Regions from separate parts of the Homo sapiens genome. Here regions 1, 2 and 4 are each linked to region 3. Evidence: read pairs that join two places in POLR2A ChIA-PET (ENCODE). Cell type or tissue: MCF 10A. All regions are shown on one strand.

Evidence for each region. ChIA-PET counts read pairs that join two places held together with the same protein. Peaks named below come from ENCODE experiments on the same cell type or tissue, not always from the same donor. Only the 100,000 strongest peaks of a DNase experiment are listed, where the experiment ranks them.
Region 1: POLR2A ChIA-PET joins it to region 3 with 10 read pairs; 4 of 35 experiments call an interaction of 5 or more read pairs at or near these places.
Region 2: POLR2A ChIA-PET joins it to region 3 with 10 read pairs; 6 of 35 experiments call an interaction of 5 or more read pairs at or near these places.
Region 4: POLR2A ChIA-PET joins it to region 3 with 13 read pairs; 7 of 35 experiments call an interaction of 5 or more read pairs at or near these places.

The regions. Positions count from the first base shown.
Region 1 is chr3:15,796,494-15,800,493 of GRCh38, reverse strand. It overlaps ANKRD28 (ankyrin repeat domain 28), which reads left to right and starts at 2,515. Exons shown (of 28, transcript NM_001349278.2): 1 at 2,515-4,000. The coding sequence starts at 3,973. In MCF 10A, a CTCF peak has its summit at 2,354; DNase peaks (open chromatin) are centred at 2,423 and 3,213.
Region 2 is chr3:16,146,680-16,150,679 of GRCh38, reverse strand. No RefSeq gene overlaps it. Among named protein-coding and RNA genes, the nearest start is that of GALNT15, 26 kb to the left of the region's middle. In MCF 10A, no CTCF peak of the experiment used is centred here; a DNase peak (open chromatin) is centred at 1,699.
Region 3 is chr3:16,058,256-16,062,255 of GRCh38, reverse strand. No RefSeq gene overlaps it. Among named protein-coding and RNA genes, the nearest start is that of GALNT15, 110 kb to the left of the region's middle. RefSeq lists an enhancer at 1,406-2,605. In MCF 10A, no CTCF peak of the experiment used is centred here; DNase peaks (open chromatin) are centred at 1,205 and 1,735.
Region 4 is chr3:16,181,457-16,185,456 of GRCh38, reverse strand. All of the region lies in intron 1 of GALNT15 (polypeptide N-acetylgalactosaminyltransferase 15), which reads right to left. Among named protein-coding and RNA genes, the nearest start is that of GALNT15, 8.8 kb to the right of the region's middle. In MCF 10A, no CTCF peak of the experiment used is centred here; a DNase peak (open chromatin) is centred at 1,616.

The DNA of each region.
Region 1 (4,000 bases), 260 kb after region 3:
TGGCTTCACAAGGGATATCATTCAGCTATCCCAAATATCCATAACAGTAAGGTTATCTTGTTTAGATTTCACAACACTATGAAGTAAATTCTGTTAATGTCATTTAATAGATGTTAAAATGAGCACAGAGAGGTTACTAAATAAGTGAGTAGCCCAGGATCCCAGAATTAGGTTAGTGGGAAGCCTGGATTAGAACTTCAGGCAATTTGACCACAAAATAGCCTACATTCTCAAGCACTGTACTGTTACTCTATTTCTCTTAGACAAAAATCTTTGCAGGTTATTTTTTTCTTATATAAGTGTCAAGAAATTTAGGCTTAGGGAATTTAAGTGGTTTGTCCAAGGACACAGCTAGGAAATGATGGAAGCAGAATTGAACTTCAGGTGGGCTGACTCCTGAGCCCTTAGTTTTAACCATCACCCCATACCTTTGTTTTATATCCTGTCAACTTCTGAAATTTTAATTGTTCACTTATTAGAGATATGAAACTCACTTTGTTGCACCTTAATGCCACCTATATTTTCTGGTTAAAATATATGTATACCAACACACCCCCACTATTCTTGTTTATAAATCTCCACCCTTCCAGAGTCTCGTGACGACAGAATTCATTTCAATGAAATTATTTATAGGTGGAAGAAAGTGGAAGGAGACAATATGTATGAACACAGTCCCTACCTTCAAGGAGTTTGTTTTCTGGTTGGGAAAGACCTAAGTGTGGAGGTTGACTTAGAACAAGAAACAGGATGTACCTGCTTAAGTCTAAGTAGGTGAACTTAGGTACTAGATACTTTGGAACAAGTTAAGATTGTTAAGATAAAAAGAGATTTTGCTTTGTGGGCTTGGGAACCCTGAAGATGAAATATAGGATATTGTTACTATAGTTGTTTCACTTTCAGATATTTCAAATATTAAGATTTTTTGATTCAGCTATGTGGAGATGGATAACATAATTGATGTATGTTCAATATTTACATACCTTTAATTTGGCATAAAAGTATTTTATATATTTTAAAATATAACTAATGAATTGTTAGCATGTTTTAATTGGTACAAATATGTTAGAGTTATTGCTTCTTCCATAGATTGATACATTTTATAGCTTTCAATGGTTCTTGTTTTAAATTCTGACATTCTTATATTTGTATCATGCTGGGATTTTTTGTTTTTTTTTTCCTTTTTATGGTTTTAAGACTTGCTTTGAAGTACCCATTTAAAAATAACTCGTTTTAGAATATAGCAATAAATAGTATATTCCTTTGTTACCTAAACTTTTCACAACCTTTATAGGTTACCTGTTTGTTAAGATCACTTTTATAAGCTAGTATTACAGGTTGCAAAGATCTGGAGATGAGTGGAGAGAAGAGAGTGTGTCTGTATGTGTGTGTACTCAGTGATAGCAGAATAGATTAGAAAGAGTATGTGTTTAAAATAACACACAACTTTATTAATTTATACAACTTTGGGTAAAATACATCATTTCTGAGTCTGTTTTTCCCTCTATAATGGGAATACAGCAAGGTTATTGTATTAAATGAGAATGTACAGCACATAGCATATCACAGATGTTCAAAAGTAACTATTATGTTTATTATTGTTTATTAATAAAAATGCTAGTTAATATGAAGAACACAGATTGAAGGGGGACCATGGTATTTTCTTTGTAAGTTTTCTCTTGAGAAATATCCCCCATGTTGGGTAAACAGAGAAAGAAGAAAAAAAACGATGAAATGATTGGCTTTGACATTTATTTATGGCTTTGGGAAATTTATAGGGAGGGAGATTATTTGTATTACCCTGTGCCCTTTTGACATAGGTAATTCAGGACGAAGGACATTTTTTTTTTCATGTACCTCTTTAACAGATTTTTAAGGCTTTATTCCCTATCCAAATGGGAAGGTAGGATTATTTTATTTCTTCAGTGAAAAATCAAATGATTTATATAATTTTAGAGTTAGGATTTCTACATTATGAAATTTTTGCTTTTCCCTTTAAAATATGAATCAATGATTGATTAAATTCACCAATTTAGAAATTGTTAGACAATCTTAAATTTCATTTGTTTAAGCTTTGCATTCTAGAAAATAAAATACACCTGGCAGATTAAAACTGATCTTGGTAAAAATATGAATAAAACAATTTCATGGTTTTTATAATCTAATAAAATATTTCTCCATCTTTAAACCTTTTTTATGAGTCCATTGCAGGCATATTCTTACTGCAACTGTCATTATAGGGTTAAACATTTGCTTTATTGTAACACACGAAAGCAGTTAAGCCGTTTGGAATTGTTTACTTGCTAAAACCACTGTTAGTCAGCAGAGGCAGTACACCAGATTTCCTTGTGGCTTTTAGTGGAAAATGTTAAAAGCGCACTCATTTTTCAGTTATAGAATTTTTTAGTTTGATTTGGATTAGTCACAGAACTGGCATGAACCTTCTAATTGTGAAGGCTGTCCAAATGCACTATTTTTTTCTCCTGCTAGAGGAAGTTACATCCCGAGAAGTAGCTCAGATCTCTGGTAAGTGTAACATGTGAGCATTACTAGGCATTTCATCCTGTGGGTCTGCAGTCTTTGCTCTTCAGACTGTTGCTCCGTTGGAATGCTTCTGTGGGACTGATACTGAGGTTCTATAGATATTTTTTAAGGACCTACTCATTTGGGGATGTCAGTGGTGTTTTGCAAGATCATCTGAGGAACAGGAAAGCATTTGAAATCTGAAAAGGATAACTGTGGCGGTTTTCACAGTGGAAGGAAACTATATTGGCAAAGAGGCAGATGACTGAATAAAGTAGTTGGCTCAAAGAAGATGCACAGTCTGCTATTTTTTTCTCTGAATGAAGACTGTTTAATGGAAGCTGTATTCATGTGGAGATCAAAGGAAACACTGGAATGATACACTACTATGTTTTTCCCCCCCCTTTTTTTTTTTAAAGAAAACAAAAAGCCTGAAGCAGTAATTTGAGCTCAAATGCCTTCTAATTCCTTCACAGCCTGCTTGTTCTACTAGGATTCTCCACTAACACCATTTCTGCCTGGTGCCTGTGCCCTTTTGCTGGAGCAGCCACAGACAACTGCCTGATGGAGAAAGAATGAACGCTCTGCCTTGCTTATGCTATCGATGGGAATAAAGCTAACTGTGTTTCTTCTATTATATGGGAAACCTGGATTAATCAAGCTGTATTCTAGTACCAAGAGTCGTATTGTCTCTTGTGGTCTGACTCATCACATGTAAACGTACTGCAGCTTTGCTATTAATGCAGAGTGGTTTTTTTTTTTTTGTTTTTGTTTTTTGCCCCTTTCCCAAACACTGAAAGAATTGTTAACCTCTGAGCTTCATTTTCAGGATTTGTGCTGAGCTCTAGATCTTTTTTCTGTGAATAGTATCTGCATTAAACCAGTGATGAAGAAATGAAGACAAATTAGAAGTGGAAACAGAATAGTGAGATTTTATTTTTTATTTTCAATTATAAGCAAAACAGCTACTGGTAACTATATGACCTTGCAGGCAAGAGTGGGTATCGCTGTGATCATCTCTGTCACAGCAGTTGTTTCTCATTTCATTCTATATTGTGTGGTGTTGTGTCACCAAAAACAATGATTGTTTTGTGCAAGTAAATTTCAGAGATAGAGCAATAAGACTATTTTGGTAGAGGAAAAATATTTTTAAATGAGCTTGGACTCAGTTTTAGTTATTGACATGTTGGTGTGAAATTTCTTCTTAAGTATTGCAGTAATCCAACAGAAATAATAGAATTTCGTTATATTTAGGAAGTTACAAATTATGTAGTCATAATTTTAAACTTGTTTTTCCAGTAGTACTTATTAACTTTAAAAAAAAAAAAAACCCAGCTGTGCTGTTCAGAGAATGTTTGTAAGTGTTGTACAGAAGAGGAGGAAAAACTACTTGTGCTCTTCCAACTGTGACTTTTATCACATAGCTTGGAATTTAGTGTTTTAAAAGATCGAATGAGTCGAGTGTGTATTGTTGTTTTGG
Region 2 (4,000 bases), 88 kb before region 3:
CTTTATTGGTGGTTTGCACCTGGCCTCACTAGTTTGAGCAGCCAGACTTGCCTACTTACAGAGCCACATAGCTCTTTGCAGTGGGTTCTCCTGAAGCCAAGATTCCTAGCACAGATCTTGGCAGTTCAATCCAGAGATTCAACATGGGCTGTGGGCACAAAGATTGGGCCCTTGTGGACAAACCTGGTGCTGCAGAATGCCTGTCAGACCTACACTGCTTCCCTGCATTCTCTTTCATTCCCTGTTGCCTTTAAATAAAAGCCTTATGTGAGTATACTCTGTAGAGCCTAGGAGATCCTTTCAAATATCTGAACTGGGGAAAATATACCCACTCTAACTGAAAACACATACGAAAGAAGATTCTGGAAAGAGTAGGTTGGCCTAGCTAATTGACACACTACAAAGTCACTGAAGTGTCCAGGGGCTTCGGTGTTCTGTGGCTGCCATCTTGATATAGAGATGGCTGCTGTTGGTACAGGGAGCAAGGACCCAGACCTAGGACTCTTCAGATACAACATTCCACTCATGCATGGGAAAACCAGAACCGGTGGAGTCTTAGAGGAAATAAAGACTTGTTGATTTCCTCAAGTTTACCCTTGTGATTCTACAGCTAAAAAATACGGCATTTCTTACTAGTTTCTAATGCTACTGAAGAGAATGAGAATGCAGAAGGGGTCTGCTTTGCCTTTGAAAGTTCTCTCTAGAGGCCGGGCGCGGTGGCTCACGCCTGTAATCCCAGCACTTTGGGAGGCCGAGGCGGGCGGATCACGAGGTCAGGAGATCGAGACCACGGTGAAACCCCGTCTCTACTAAAAATACAAAAAATTAGCCGGGCACAGTGGCGGGCGCCTGTAGTCCCAGCTACTCGGGAGGCTGAGGCAGGAGAATGGCGTGAACCCGGAAGGCGGAGCTTGCAGTGAGCGGAGATCGCGCCACAGCACTCCCGCCTGGGCGACAGAACGAGACTCCGTCTCAAAAAAAAAAAAAAAAAGAAAGAAAGTTCTCTCTAGAAAGAGCAGAAAGATAGGAGAAAACTAGAACTGCCAAGGGCAAGGTACAATATGGTAGATTTTGGTTCAATCAGTGGGAGAATTTTGTGCCAATAAGAGTAAGGGTTCAACCCATAAAGGAATTGCCTTGCAAGGAGCTGAGTCCACTTTTTTGACTTGATAGTTTTGAGTCAAGGTTTAACAACATTCATCGAATCATCCATTTATCCTTCCACACATCTATCCATCCAGTTATTGATTTATGAATGCAATAATTCACCAACATTTATTGACTACCAATTATGTTCCAGGTGCTGTGTTGGGTTGTGGAATTACAGCCCAGGGAGGAAGGCCCCTGGGGTTATTGACCACCTACTATGTGCTGGGTACTGCATTAGGTGCTAGAGTTTAGAGCCTGGGGTCCTGATCTGGGGACTCGTGAGAATTCTTCAGTTCCAAGCCACTGCCCTTAAGTGGATCTCCTAATTTGTGAGTCCCAGTCTGTTTCATCCTACCAGCCATGACTCCTTGACTTAGAGCAAACCATAGGGCTCCTGTAACCATTAAGAATGTGTTTTCTTGGCTGGGGCCAGGAGGGCTGGGCTGTTCTGGGCTGTGACCTCATTGTTTACCATCATTTAAAAAGATCTTCTGCCTCCCTTCTGTAGGCTGGATCAGAGCCAGAGACAGCAGGGTGGATGTGTGAAATAAACTCCAGCCAGCGTTACTATAATCTTGAACACCAAAACAATGGGTCACACGCCTACAGCTCCTGACTTCTTGGCAGCTTGGTGGGGCCTGAGCGCTTCCACTTTACCGTTTGAGATGGAGAGGCACTAGAAACAACTAATCTGTGAACATTTACAGTGTAAAATCCAAGTAGTTAGGGAGGAGATGAATTGATGAGCACTCAAATCTTAGCCCTCTGGGAAAGACTAGAAAATATCTTTAGCTTGACATTTAAATCTCTGATATGATCCAGATGCTGTCAATTTACCAAACACCTCTCCCCAAACTCGCAGAGCACCTGGAAGGGGAAGGGTGAGGTGTTGTAGGAAATGCAGTCTCAGGAGGACAAGGAGGGCAACGGTCCCTGAGCTGCGTGGGCTGGGCTTTACTCCTTGAATGTTCTTTGTACTGTGTGCCAATTTGCAAGGGTGGGACTGTCTCTAAAGGGGGCTTTTGAAAATCATGTACTCTCCTGGAAACATGAGATGGTCCCTGAAAGAGGCAATGTGCAAGGCTGGAGAAAACTTGCTAATAAGCAAGGTGTTCATCGGTCCAGAATGTAGGCATTCCCTGACTCGAGAGAGGAGGCAAGGCTGAGTTCCCCTACACAGAGTTCCCATTGCCCACGGGAGCCTTCAGTTAGGCCTCATGTTCAATTATGGGTTCAGAAGGCCGTATATTCAGATGGTTTGGGGCATAGAATGCATCAGGAGGGTACCTTGAATATATGAAGTAGGTTGGAAGTAGAGTAGGACTGGAGGAAATCCCTGGTAAGCTTGTCTGAGGAGGCTAGAATTGAAGTTTATGCGCCTGATTCTGGGTTGGTCAGAGTTGTGAGTGGGATTGGATCCCAGTCCAAACTCTGCCACTCATTCCCTATGTGGATCCTGGACAAGTCCCTTCAGCTTATTTATTCATCAAATGAAAGGGCTGCATTGGATGTTCACCCAGATAATTTTCAGCACTAGGATTCTATGATGGAAAGTGGGCATACAGTTCATGGACTGAGTTGTAAATGTTGCTTATAATATGGAGGGTTTGCCTTAGCCATTTGTACAGAACCTCTGAATAGTCATGCAGCTGGAAGAAAGTGAAGACATCTTGAACACCCTACATAGCCTCCTTGCTTTCTGAACAATAGAGCTCTTGGAATAACCAAGTTCCTGGCATCTGCAAATAAAACTCCATGGAGAATCAAGTCATCAGTCACAAAGAGCTGTAACTTCAGGCATTTAAGACTATCCTGCATTCCGGTTAAAAATGCCCATGCTCTTGGTTCAGAATATTGATTTAAGTTTTAAATTACATTTGCATATTGATATCAAAAGCCCTTCTCATAACCCTGAAAATAAATCAAATAAATTAATTGGAACAACTATGGCAACACTCCACCCCAGCAGTGAAATCACTCTCCTAGAGTCCTGAGTTGAGCTTGTAACCCGGTAGAGAGAATCATAGCCTTGACTGGGGAGGATGGTGTGCTGTTGAAGGCAAGTGTCTACCACAGCTGTGTGAAGAGGCCAGAAGACAGTGTCAGAGAGAAGGCTGAAAGGCACTTCCTGGGTTGGGCATTAGTACTTTTTCTGCATGAGTCAGGGAGAAAAGCATTGCAACCTGAGGAGGTAGCTTTGCATCAAAAACCAGAAGCTCTGCCTCTTCCTAATAATAGCATTACCATTTGCATTTTATTTGTTTATTTATTATTCCCTTCTTCACTTCTGAAAGGATTTGTGGCAGCTGGTGTATACATTCAATTCAATCAGACAAAATAAATAGCTAAGTACATGGGGTTGAAGGGAAAGTAGGCTCAGGAAGTAAGATAAAAACAGAAATGAAGTTAGCAAAGTAAGTATAAATCTGTACAATTCCTAGAAGTGAGCTACAAATTGACTCTGAGCTTCCTAGCAGCCAGTGTAAAGGAAGGAACATGGTTAGTCATCAGACTCACAGTATCCACAGTGCAAGAATATTCCAATTGGACAGTCAATAGAGCCTCCTGATCATTGTCTGTGAAACCAGGAGCTTTCAGAGTTTTAGTCTTTAAATGGCAAGAACCTGGAGAGAAAATATTTAAATTGATCATCAAAAGCAGTGCCAAATGCTTTGATAATCAAGAAAATAGAACAGGGCTGATATTCTTTTGGGTCTTAAAATACCTGCTTATGCCATGGTGCATGTCCATAATTCCGATTACTTGAAAGGCCAAGATGGGAAACTCACTTGAGGCCAGGAATTCCAGACCAGCCTGGGCAATATAATGAGACCCTGTCCCTCCAAAAAAA
Region 3 (4,000 bases):
TGAAAAACAGCAGGCATACAGAAAATAAAACTGCTTCATGGAATATCAAAAAACAGTCTTGCAACCACCAGCCATGTCAAAAAAGAGAACATTCCAGCATCCCAGGAACCCCCTCTCATACTCCTTTCCCTTCTAAAAGTAACCAATATCCTGACTTTTATGGGAATCATTTACTTGTTTTTCATTATAATATGATACATATATCCTATATATCACCAAACTATGCATTCCTAAGCACTATGGTTTAACTTTTCCTAACTTTGAGTTTTACAGTGTAACACCACAGTGCATACTCTTTTGTGTGTAACTTTTTTTCCTGAATATTTTGTCTGTGTTTCAGCCATGTTGCATGCAGCCGTAGTTCATTCATTTTCATGGCTGTATAGTATTTGCACTCATTGAATTGTGTCCCCCAAAAAGTTCACATCCACATAGAACCTCAGAAAGTGACCTCATTTGGAAACAGGACCTTTGCAGATGTAATCAGTTAAAATGATTCATACCGGATTGGGGGGCCCTTAATCTGATGACTGTTGTCTTTATAAGATGTTCATGTGAAGACATTGAGAGAAACAGGGAGAGTACCATGTGAAGATGGGGGCAGAGATGGGAGTGATGACAGCTACAAGCCAGGGAATGCCAAGGATTGCAGGCAAAGACCAGAAGCTGGGAGACAGGCATGGAGCAGATTCTCCCCGAGAACCTCCAGAAGGAACCAACCCTCCTGATACCTTGATTTTACACTTCTAGCCTCCTCAATTGTGAAATGATAAATTCCTGTTATTTTAAGCCACACAGTTTGTACTAATTTGTTATGGCAGCCCTAGGAAATGAATATAGTATTCCACTGTATAAACAGCTGCAGTTTACTTATAAATATACCACCATTTCTTGATCCATTCTGACGTTGATGTCGTTTGGTTAGTTTCTCATTTGGAGCTATTATGAGCAATGCCACTGTGAACATTGTTGTTCATGTGTCCTGGTGCAAGGATGTGCACTTCTCTGGATGACATGCCTCCACTGCCACCCTGCTTCCTGAGCAGTCAGCCCTCTATGGCTATAGCAGTAGAAATTCTGGGTCCTGGTAATGAAACAACTCAGATAAAGCAGAAAAAGACAACAGTGCAGCTAGCCAGAGCCCTGCTGGTGATGCACCCTCTGATTCACTGCAGCTCCAGCCAAGCTTCTCCTGCATGAATTCTCCATTCCTCCATCCCTGACCTTGCTGTGGCCCTGACTCCAGCAATCACTACCTCCCACTGACAGGGGAGGATCCTCTCCCTGATTTTGGCTCTGCCCTGCCTCCACCAGAGTCTCTACACCCCCTTTAGTCCCTTTCTTTTTTTTCTTTTTTTTTTTTTTTGCTAGCTGATCGAGTTTGGAACTGGTCTGTTCTTTGTTGCCCCCCTGGACTCAGCCATAGCATCTCAGACCAAAAGTTCCTAACAATGGTCCCTCCTTGCAAGGAGAGGCTTCCTGAATTATTTTCTCCCCCATTTACCAGGAAATCCACTGATTTTAGAGATTTTCCACCCCTAAGGACAGTAAGAACCTGAGGGCAGAGAGTGTAAGGCATCACGGGGCAGGAGAGGTGAGCATCTATGTGGTGGAAGCTGGGGTGCCGATGCACGTGGCTGCAACAGCATCTCCCAGTGGCCAAGTCACAGGGGAAGAAAAGAATGTTTGTGTCAACCACCAAAGGGCTGAGGTAAACAGTTGTCTTCACTCACTGCCCATTCCTGAAGATGAGTCACTTCCCAAACTTCCAGAGCTGTGACGACAATTGTTTATCTGACATGGACATTGAGCTTGTTTTCATTGCTGCAATACCATCTCAAAGCACACTGGGTTGTCCTTCTTCTGAGTAACAACATCCTCTTATTATGAATTCTGTATTTCATTTGGACCCACCTTCTTAGCATTTGTATTACTCCGTACAACTTGTTCTAGGAAATTGTGAAAATAGCAATATTGAGGTAAATAGAATTCTTTTTCTTTTTCATTTATTTTTAGGAAAATCTTACTGCTTTGATTTTAAAATCTGATGACAAATCTGTGGTTAACCCCACCCATCACTGTGCTGAAGAAAGAAATTGGATATTTTTTCTGTGGAATTTCAGCAGTCAATACTCTTTCCTTATTGCTCAAAGTCCTCCCACAGAGAAGTTCTGGGGAAATAGAGAGAAGGCAAAGGGTGGCAGTTGGGAGCCAAAATGCTTAGAGTTATAGTAAATGCAAAATGTGTTAAAAAGAACCTTGAGCTTTCAGTGGTACCACTGTCTTATATCCAACTCACAGAGCAATGTGGTGGGGGATGTATCAGGCAAGGTTCAATCAAGGAAGCATGACCACGATGAATGATGTAGAAAAACACAGATTTGCAATAGAGATTGGACCTGGAGTCATGATGGGAGCTGGTGGAGATGTCTGTGCAAGGCTGTTCCCTCTGCATTTGGTGGGCCAATCCTGAAGTTGCTATGGGTCAGCAGGCCAGGCTGTTTGGATGGAAAGCTGGGCATGAAGTGCAAAAAAGCAAGGAAAACGAAAATCTGTGAAGACAAAGAGGAATCCATAAGGACCAACTGAAATCCACAGGGACCAACTGCAAGTCATATCTGTCTTCTACCATCTCAATCTCAACCACATCGGTGACCCGCAAGCTGGGATCCTCCATCATGGAGTGACACACACTCCTGGCCAGAGCAGCTACAGGAGGAGGTCCAGAAGGAGGAGAGGAGGTGCAGGCCCAGCTGCTGCCCTGTGTAGGTCCGTGATGAGTGAAGACTGCAGCAGCCCCTTGTGTCCGACACCGACCTCCAGACAGTGATGGCTGATGCTCCACATTCACCTTCCAAATCTCACGCAGATTCCTCACATGGCACTCCTAATCTAGACCATACAGGGGAAGGAATTCTGGGAAATGTAGTTCTAGTAGCTAAGTTGACACAATACAAAACCATCACAGTGGTGGAGTCAGAAATACCAGGCAGATAGTTAAGTATGGTGCTCCCTTCTAGAGGCACCACTAAGCTAACACGCATACACTGCTTACAATGTGCCAGACACTCTTCCCAGCACTTGACACACACCAACTCATTCAATCCTCTGAACAGCCTGATGAAGTAGTTACTTTCATTATTCCTATTTCATAGATGAAAAGCTAAGGCACAGAGAAGACCACAAAGATAGTAAGAGGCAGACAAATTCTAGCATGATAGTGGTCATACTGGGCAGCCCTTCATCTGTACTTTTTATGGCCTGCTATTTTTAAATCCTGAATCCTGCTTTCTTCTAGTTTTCTGTTTTAATATGCTGTTCCCTCTCTGTCAGATCTGGGGGCCCTGACTGAATTTTCTTATGAGTGAATTATTCTGGTATGACTATAGCTCTCCTCTTCCCTGTAATCCATGTGAAAAGAAATGTATGTCTTTTCTCATATTGTCTTAATTCCAGGATAAAAATTTCTGCCTGAAAATAACTCACCTAAGTATTAACTAGGTTTATTTCTCAAGATCATATAAGGAAGTGATTAAGAGTATGGAATTTAGAGGCAGATTTGAATTCCATCTGCACTGGTCACTAGCTGAATGATCCTGGTCAAGTCATAGGCAAATTGGCTATTATTATTATTATTATTTGTAGCAGCCATTTATTGCTGGGTAACAAATCAACCCAAAACTCGGTGACTTAAACAACAATCATTAATTCTTGCTTGTGTGTTCAAAGGTTGGGTGTGGTTCTGTTAATCTAGTCTAGCATCAGCTAGGTATCTCTGAAGCAAGTTGAAGGTACAGCTGGGCTTGGCTCCTCACTGATTTGGGGCTCATGTCTACTCCATGTGTGTTCATCATTGCTAGGAGGCAGGAGCTTCCCAGGACAAGCTCTTCTCATGGTAATGGTAGAGATACAAGACAGGCAAACAGAATCAAGTACTGTCACTTAAGACAGACCCAAAACTTTGCCATATTATCACTTTCACTCACATTCCATTGGCTAA
Region 4 (4,000 bases), 120 kb before region 3:
AGGGAACTTATTGAGGATGTTGTCCCCCTGTCACTTGTTATCTCCACTTTGATGCTTTGGAAGAAAAGTCCTTGCAGATATAAGTGCCACAAAATACTTTCCTTCATCTGAGCAACAGTGTGCTTCCTCCTCATGAAGAATACAAATAAGAATATCGTCTTTTTTTATTTTTCAGTGTGGCTGCCAGGAAGCTCAGAGTAAGGAAACAGGATATTTATTCATTGAGGAGGCTCTAGACAGGACTGCCTATCTTCATTCTGATTTTCTCTTTAATCTTCACCTTCCATCTCTCTATCAAGTCATTTAACAGATATTTATTGACAGCCTATTATGTGTTAGGACTGAAAGATGAATGAAATAGACATGATGCCTGACCACAATCTGTGGTGCCCCTGCCCATATCCTCTTGGGCCATCTCATTATGATACAGGACGGCCCAACTTCTAATGGCCCTAGGGCTTTCTCTGGCTGACCAGTGTGATTTCCCCAGTCAGAGCATCCCTGAAGAGCTGGAAAATTAACCCCTACCCCACCCCAGTGAGCTGTGCTCAGCCAGTGATTGAAAAGAGTTGGTTTATTAAACACCCAGCACCCTCACCCCTAAGGGCAGAGGGTAGGAAGCGCTGAGATGCATGCATGTTCTACACTGTCTCCAAGGGCTGAGCTCCAGCTGCCCACAGAGGTAGCTGCCTTGAACACATGCCTCTCTCAGGCATCTCTGCTCCGCTTTCCTGAGCCCCTACCCGTGCTTCTTGGGATAACCGGCAAAATGAAGCCTTCTTTCAGGATCTTCTTTAGGGGAAACCTAAACTAAGATAGCCCCTAATAGCATGGAGTTTATGTCCTATTAAACATAACCAAATCATTATTCAGCAGCTGTAGTGAGACGTTCTGGATGTAGGGACGTGAAATCAAAGCCAAGACCTGAAGGGTGGGTAGGACACAGCCCAGAGAGAGAGTGCAGGTGGGGAATGAATGACATGCCTGGCAGGTGTCACAGCCTCTGCTAAGGCCCAGAGGTGGGAAAGGGCTGGCATGTACCAGGAACTGAAGGAAAGACATTCATAGCATTGCTGAGCCAACCAATGAGGCAGAGCATGGCAAAGGCTCTTGAACATCATAAAGCAAGGCCCCAAGTGACTAGGGACTTATGCAGAGGATCCAGGAAGAAATGTATGTTTTTATTGTTAAATAATGAGGCTAACTTCTCTGCTTCAACGAAATATCCGGTGAATATTTTACTATCTCGGTTTGTATGTGTCACTCAAGTGTCCAAAACCCCACCCCTGACCTCCTTTGTTCATCCTTTGAGTGGGAGCAGCGGGACAGGAACAACCAAGGGCTTTGGACTCAAATCAACCTGGGCTTAATCCCTAATTAGCCAACACAGGGATGTTGATACCTTTCTCCAGCCCAGGGGTGTGTCCTGGATTGAAAGGGATAATCTTAGCCTAAGAGAGCTGTTCTGCAGGCTAGCTTTATATCTTCACACTCCAAGATCAGAGGAGTCTGGTGTCTTGTGTTTACATACAGATGCACACCCTCTTTTCCTGCAGCTCCAGGATCCCCTGTGAACTTGGAAAAATGCATTTGGATGATGGCTCTGAAGAGAATGAGTCACAGCATTGCACCAGATGGCCTGGCTGTAGTACTGACGCTCTTCCCTCCCTCCCCTTGCCTGGCCAGAGTAGAAAGGTTTCTGCCAGGTTTCCTAAAGCTGTTTTGGGGATACTGACTCCCAGTTCCTATCAAATCAGTGGAGGCGCCCCACTCGGATAGGCTTCTCTATCTCAGCCCTGATCCCACTGATGTACCAGCCTGTTTGCTTGTCTGCATCCCCCAGTGCACCCCAAGCTTCTTGGGGTTGGGGCTGGGTATTGCTTACCTTCTTACTTCTGATAGTTGTTCAATAGCTATTTGTTCACTGAAGGAAGAAAGACACTGAACTTGTTCTCAGGAAGTGTGTAAGTTGGTTGTCAAGATTAACAGGGGAGTAATCCCACAGAGCCAAGTTCCTCCATTGCAAGAAAATCCTAGCTTGCCTGTAATTGGTGGCACTTATCTTGGGAACACCATACCAACTTCTAGGCCAGGCCTGAGGCTGCTAGGGCTGGGACACAGCCTGGAGCTGAGGCCTTAGAAGAATGGATGAAGAAGCTTGCAGACAAGAGAGATGGGAGGAAAGGGCTGGAGTCTGCAGTGGAGGCTGATTCTGCCAGCCTGTCATTCTCCATCAGTGGACAGACGTCACAAGGTACATGCCATCCCCTTCTCTTTGTGCAGGTTCTCCAAACTCTCACAGCTCACTTCTGGAGGGGTTCAGGGGATCCTTGGCTTGCTCTGATCCTGGCATCTACCTCTGAACCAGAGACAGGCACACACTGGGAGTCACTGGTCTGAACACTGACCGGAGGCCTATGAAGCATCTTGGAGCCATAGTTCCACCTAACAGGGACAGCCTCCCCAGGCTAGCGGCCAGAGAAACCTGCCAGATCCTCCATCTCAAGAAGTGTGAGCTTTAGACATGCAAAAAGTGAGCAGTTGATAGCAGGTCATAGAGCAGACAGTAACCCAAAGACGGGGTGGTAGAAGCCAAGACGTAGCTCAGTGCCTCTCCGGTGTCCATATGCCCTTGAACCATCCGGGACCTCATTAAATGTAGACTTAGGTCAAGTAGGTCTGGGGTGGGGCCTGAGATTCTGCATTTCTGGTGAGCTCCCAGGTAATGCTGATGCTGTTGGTTCCTGGACCACAGTTAGAGTAGAGGGCAGTGGTTGTTAGTGACAAGACAATAGGAGGTGAGCTGACAGATGTACAGAATACTTGGCCAGGTTCTAGGGCCCCTACTGCTGCAGGATGTCAGGAAGGCCAAGTCCCCAAAGGAACTGTGGATCGTGGGTCTCCCTCCTGTCCACCTCCTTCAACCTTGTCTGGACAGTTCCCTGTTCCTTACTTACTTCCTGTGTAAACTTGCAGTAACTCCATCACCTTAAGTGACTTGAGCATCTCTGTTCTTAGTCACCTAAAGTGGCCTAAGCAGTGGTCCTCAGCCTGGTTACACATTAGAATCACTTAGAGAGTGAGTTCCTGTGAATCACATTTACTTGGTCTGCTTTGGAGCCTTGACATGACGACTCATTGGTTCTAATGTGAGTGGGGGCTGTGAACCACTGGCCTCATAATGGCTCTCAAACTTTAACATGAATGGAAATCACCTAGGGATCCTGTTAAAGTAGAGATTTCATCTAGTAGGTTTAAGTGGGGTCTGAAGGGTCTGCATTTCTGAGGCTGCAGGTCTGAGGACCACACTGTGAGTGGCACTGGAGTAAATAACATCAATTCCTCCCACCCCAGGACAAGGTGCAGATTAACCACATCTAATCTAACCCCCAAGGCCAGCTGGGTTTGTCCTGAAGTGCAGGGTAAGACCCTACCACACTTGTTACCATGAATGCATTTGACCCAAAAAAGGGCGCTATATAGTCAGCTCTGTCTACGCTGCAACCCCACTGCGGGGTGATGGATCCAGAGTGGAGGTCCAGAGGAGGTACTGCCTCTGCTGCGGCCACTGTGGACTCGAGGGCTGGAAGGTTGGTGTTTGTGGCATCCCTTCACGACTTGGACAGCCAGGCCCCATAAGCACCACTCACACTGCCCATACTGGGTTGTCTTCCCTCTCTTGTGGGGGGAATTGAGCTAAGTTCCAGCCCCAGGTCTCAAGCCCAGCTTGTTCCTGTTCTTGTCCCTCATCCCGAAGGGCATGTCTGCTCTCTTGGATTTACTGATGCCCTGTCAGCTGCCTCCTTCCTCTTTTGCAGGCCAGGCTATCACAGCCAACAAGGGGTGTGGGGAGTCATCTTGGGGTGAATCACGGCCTGGCAGGACAGAGTCTTCACAGGGAACTGAGTGGACCCCGCGTGGATTGCAACACCATCTTCTACTTGACAACAAAGCTGCAGCCAAGGCGACTCTCCCGCCCCTGCCCTTCCCTCTGACCCCT